2 separate regions of the Homo sapiens genome follow, and region 2 is linked to region 1. Evidence: read pairs that join two places in POLR2A ChIA-PET (ENCODE). Cell type or tissue: OCI-LY7. All regions are shown on one strand.

What was found. ChIA-PET counts read pairs that join two places held together with the same protein. Peaks named below come from ENCODE experiments on the same cell type or tissue, not always from the same donor. Only the 100,000 strongest peaks of a DNase experiment are listed, where the experiment ranks them.
Region 2: POLR2A ChIA-PET joins it to region 1 with 5 read pairs; 2 of 35 experiments call an interaction of 5 or more read pairs at or near these places.

What each region holds. Positions count from the first base shown.
Region 1 is chr3:46,094,280-46,096,779 of GRCh38, forward strand. No RefSeq gene overlaps it. Among named protein-coding and RNA genes, the nearest start is that of XCR1, 68 kb to the left of the region's middle. In OCI-LY7, no CTCF peak of the experiment used is centred here; a DNase peak (open chromatin) is centred at 1,222; H3K27ac peaks cover 1,664 bases.
Region 2 is chr3:45,953,619-45,956,118 of GRCh38, forward strand. FYCO1 (FYVE and coiled-coil domain autophagy adaptor 1) reads right to left here. Exons shown (of 18, transcript NM_024513.4): 14 at 1,631-1,775. Among named protein-coding and RNA genes, the nearest start is that of CXCR6, 11 kb to the left of the region's middle. In OCI-LY7, no CTCF peak of the experiment used is centred here; no DNase peak of the experiment used is centred here.

The DNA.
Region 1 (2,500 bases):
AACTCATGTCCATGTTCATTATATTAATGAACAAAACTGCTGGCACTAATCAGAGAAGAAGACAGCTGAAGCACTTGTGGGTGTCCGTCTGGGGTATGGCCTTCCGATTACACTCTAATTACCACCCTGGAGTTGTCTTGATTAGGGCAACTGGCTTCCTCTGGAGTGAAGATTTAAAAGGCTACACCCACACTTAGATTACATTTTCAGTGCCAATATATTTTTAAGTAAATTGCAGATATCATAGTACCAGGGTACTTCAGCCCCTATATTAACAGTAATGAACACATTTCTTTGGTTTACAACATGTTATTTCATGATTTCAGCTCCTTGCAAAGTAAGTCCCCTAAAGTATTTCTAAGCAGCCCCAGGCATCTTACAGAGACTGGCCAATAGTTCCATTTAGCACAGCCCTTGCTTCATCCCTTAACCACTTCCAGCTCCCTTTGCAATGGGCATTCATTGCTTGGCTTGCCTACAACAGCCTTCCCATTCTGGGGGAAAGCTGCTTTTTCACCAATCCAACCATCCCTGTGGTGTGAGGATGAACACACGATCTGCCTGGGCCAATCACAGTGGCCTCATCCCTTTGGCCAAAGCAATTGGCCAGGAATGGGCAAGTGGGCCCACAAAGCCAATCACGAGCCTTCTCTGGGATTTTTTTCCACCTGGAGCTGGTGAGGATGCTGATTCTCCTCCCTGCCATTGTTGGTTCAGAGCTGCCTGCAGGCATGGCTTTGACTTTGTGGGGACAGCTGGACTGAGAGAATGAGTCCAATATGCAGAGAGAATCAGAGACATAGGTTGTTATGGACTGAATGTTTGTGTCCCTCACCCCAAATTCATATGTTCAAGTCCTAACCTCCTATGTGATAGTATTTGGAAGGTGGGGACTTTGGGAGGTAATTGGGTTTAGATGAAGTCATGATGGGATTAGTGCCCTTAAAAGAAGAGGAAGAGGACACACTGAAACTCTCTCTTCAAGTGTGCACACACAAAGAATTGTCATAGGAACACATACTGAGATGCTGGCCATCTGCAAGCCAGGAAGGGGGACATCACTAGAACCAAATCCGTCTCCACCTTGATCTTGGACTTCCCAGCCTCCAGAGCTGTGAAATAGATGCCTATTGTTTAAGCCACCCTGTCTATAGTAACTTGTCATAGCAACCCAAGCTGACGAAGATGTAGGTGAAGAAAGAGGAAGTCCTGGCAATATTCAAATCTTCGAATCCAGTTGTCCTTGGGTTTAGCTGCACCTCTGTACTCTGTGTGATTTGGTTACACAGCCCACAGATTCCCTTTTTTGCTAAAGCTGGTTTGAGTTGAGTTTCTTTCTTTCTTTCTTTTTTTTTTTCTGAGACGGAGTCTCGCTCTGATGCCCAGGCTGGAGTGCAGTGGGGCTCACTGCAAGCCCTGCCTCCCTGGTTCACACTATTCTCCTGCCTCAGCCTCTGGAGTAGCTGGGACTACAGGCTCCTGCCACCACGCCTGGCTAATTTTTTGTATTTTTAGTAGAGACAGGGTTTCACCGTGTTAGCCGGGATGGTCTCCATCTCCTGACCTCGTGATCCAACCACCTCAGCCTCCCGAAGTGCTGGGATTACAGGCTTGAGCCACCGCGCCCAGCCTGAGTTGAGTTTCTGATGAATCCGTTCACTGTCAACAGTCAGTAGTTGCTTTACAGGAGCTTTCACTCCTTATTGAAGCCCTATGCCTGCTATCAAGGACCACAATCACCCACCCTGTCCTTCTGATGCTGCCCAACATGTCTGAATCCTGACCTGAGGATCATCTAGGCCAAAATGGAGACCCTAAGTGTTCCAGTGCAGTCTGCTTGTGGCCAGCTTACCTGGCAGATGTCCACTCACAGGGTTAGGAGAAGGTCCACAGTTCTGGACTTGCCGACAACTGGTTAATGCATACCACAGATCAGTTAAGGCCTATTAAGTGATTTTGGCTTTCTATTCTCAACACTGTCCCTGGTTTGGACTACAGATTATATTGCCAGCCAAGGTATCACAATGACCATATGCTTCAGGAATCATTTTTGCCTTCTGGGAAGAACTTTCCCGGGACCTGAAGCTGATCTCGTCCACTCAGTGTGGCCAGGTCCTGGGTCCTAGGTCCCCAGTTTCTCCCCATTCTTAGGCCGCCCACCATGTACCCTGTAACTGAACTGTGATCTCTGAGTGGCTTCAGGGCAGGTTGTGGGTCTGGCTGCTCTGTGCCCATTGGAGCATCCCTGCCTCACAGCTCATCTGCTGATGTATGATGCAGCTGACTCATCCCAAACTTGTGGCCTTGGCAAGTAGGACCCTCTCAATCCCTATCCGCACTTTCCACACAGAGGAAGCCAGACAGCATTGTGTATTGATGGTTTGTTTCCATCTCACTAATCAAGAGGCTGAAAGCAACAAACTCTTTTTTTTCCTCTATCTCAACTTTTATTTTAGGTTCTGAGGGTACACATGCAGATTTGTTAGATGGGTAAATTGAA
Region 2 (2,500 bases), 140 kb before region 1:
CCTTGCCGTGGCTGCTTTGTCCCTCTGAAGCCTGCTCTGCCTGTGTAAGCTATAGCATTCTTGCGGCAGTCAGGAAGGTTCAGTGGATCCAGGTCACTGATTAAAAGCAGCATAAAATACCAGTGCTAGGGCAAAGTGCAGGCTAGGTGAGTGGAAAGTCCCTTGGGTTCCACAGGGTACAGAGTAATAGGCCTGTCCATATTTTTCTTACTGCTAAAACTTTGAGGCTTTGAGTGGGTTTATCTGCAGCTAAAGGAACCTCTGAGAGGGCGCATCTATCAGAGACAATTGCAACTAAATCCGAGCTTCCTTTCTCATGGCATCCTCGCCAAGCCTGATTAGTGTTTCCAAAAGATGAACTAAACTCACCGTGCTGGAGCCTCATGGACAAAGCCAATCCAATCACCAAACTGGAGACCCAAGACAGCCCCTACTCACTGTTGCCTCTGTGACTTTGGGCCTTGCCTTCCCTTCCTGGAACACCTTCCTCTGAAGCAAGCTTATCCAACCTGTGGCCCATAGGCCGCATGCAGCCCATGACTTTGAATGCAGCCCAACACAAATTCATAAACTTTCTTGAAACGTTATGACATTTTTTGGGGGGGGTAAGGCGATTTTTTTAAAGCTCATTAGCTATTGTTAGTGTTAGTTTATTTTATGTGTGGCCCAAAACAATTCTTCTTCCAGTGTGGTCCAGGGAAGCCAAAAGACTGGACACCCCTGCTCTGATGCGTTCCCTGACAGTATTAGCCTGCAGTGTTCTCCCAACCCCTATAGTCCAGTGGTCCCTAGGGCATGCTTCATTCCATTAGCACTAAGCCATACTCTGCCTTCATCACTCAGCAAGCCAGGTGGGTAGGTGGTAAGGTGAGTAAGACCAGGAGCACAGGGGCCTGGGAGCAAGGCTTTTAAAGAGCAGCATGTTGCTCTGAGCAATTGCCAAGGGCGGCCCAGCAAGGGTTGCTGTTATAGGCTGAATCGTCTCCCCATGCCCCAATTATTCACATGCTGAAGCCCTAAGCACCAGTACCTCAGACTGTGACTGCATTTGGAGATGAGGCCTGTAGAGGAATGATTAAGTTAAGATGATGCCGCTAGGGTGGGCCCTAATCCAATCGACCAGTGTCTGTAAGAAGAGGAGACTGAGAGACATGGAGACACACCAGGGGCATGCAACAGGGGACAGCCACATGAAGAGGCAGCAAGGGGGCAGATATCTGCAAGCCAAGGAGAAGCATCTTGCAGGAAACCAGCCCTGCCAGCACCTGACCTTGCACTTCCAGCCTCCAGAGCTGTGAGAAGGTAAATTTCTGTTATTTAAGCCACCCGGTCTGCGGTATTTTATATAGCACCCAAGCAAACTAATATAGTCGCTCAAGCCAAGAAAGACAGGCCTTAATAGTGATGCTGAAACCTGGGGCCACTGACATCTCTCAGGAACTCTCTGCAAGGCTCAACACTGACAACTTCCCGAGCGCCGATGCTCTTCAAGGCCATCGCAAGCACTGTTCCCTTAGGCAAGGACAGTCAATCCTGCTTCCAGTGTCTCACTTTCCTCATCCTTTGATAAGAAAGCACAGGGGCCAGGCCTGTAATGAGCACTCAGGAAATGGGGGTGACCTCTACTCACTGTTCAGCCGCATTTGGGTCGAGAGAATCAGTTTCAGTGGGTGTTTCAGGCAAAGAGGAGCCGGACTCCTGTATCTGGCACAATTCCTCATCTGTGATGATATCAAACACAGCGTCGTCCGGTGGCCTGTAGTCTGTATTTGCTCCTGGGCAGCAGAGGCAGATCAGGAGAGAAGAGACACAACACACTGTTATGCATAGGCTGGGTAAGGGCCCTTGGGAAAGTGAGAGAGTGCAGCTATGCAGAACAAGCTGCTGAGGCACAATTTAAGTGGTCACTCAACTGACAGCTATTCTGTCCAGAGTTGAGAGAAATGGTTGGTTGCTGGAACATTCCAAAAAAGTAGAGGAAGGCTTACAGACGAAATGGAATGTACAACCTAAGAGACTTCTCAAAGTCAGGGGCTTAGAGAGGTTTCAACCTCTTGCATATTCTCTGAGGTCCCTTATTTAGAAGGAAAAATCTTATTAAGAAAGAACCTAATAACAGAAAACACACTTCTATGCCACTAAATCCTTGCTCTGTAAGACACAGGCAGTACTTATTCATGTATTTTTGAAAGCAGGAGTCTGTCTGACCTGCATTTTCCCTTAATCCACTGATGCGTGGGAAAGAACCTCCCAGTGCTCAAGGGCTTGCAGCAGGCACTGGGTTTCCAACCAGGGGCCTTGTGTCCGACTGTGCAAACCACTTAGTAGGAAGGCCACTGTAGAAATGTTCCTGTACCAGTCATCTGCCCACAAACACTCTCCAGCATATGTCACGGAAAAATGTGAGAGCAGGTTTGAGGCAAAAATGAAAAAAACACTGGGTGCTGTGGCTCATGCCTATAATCCCAGCACTTTGGGAAGCCGGGGTGGGTGGATCACT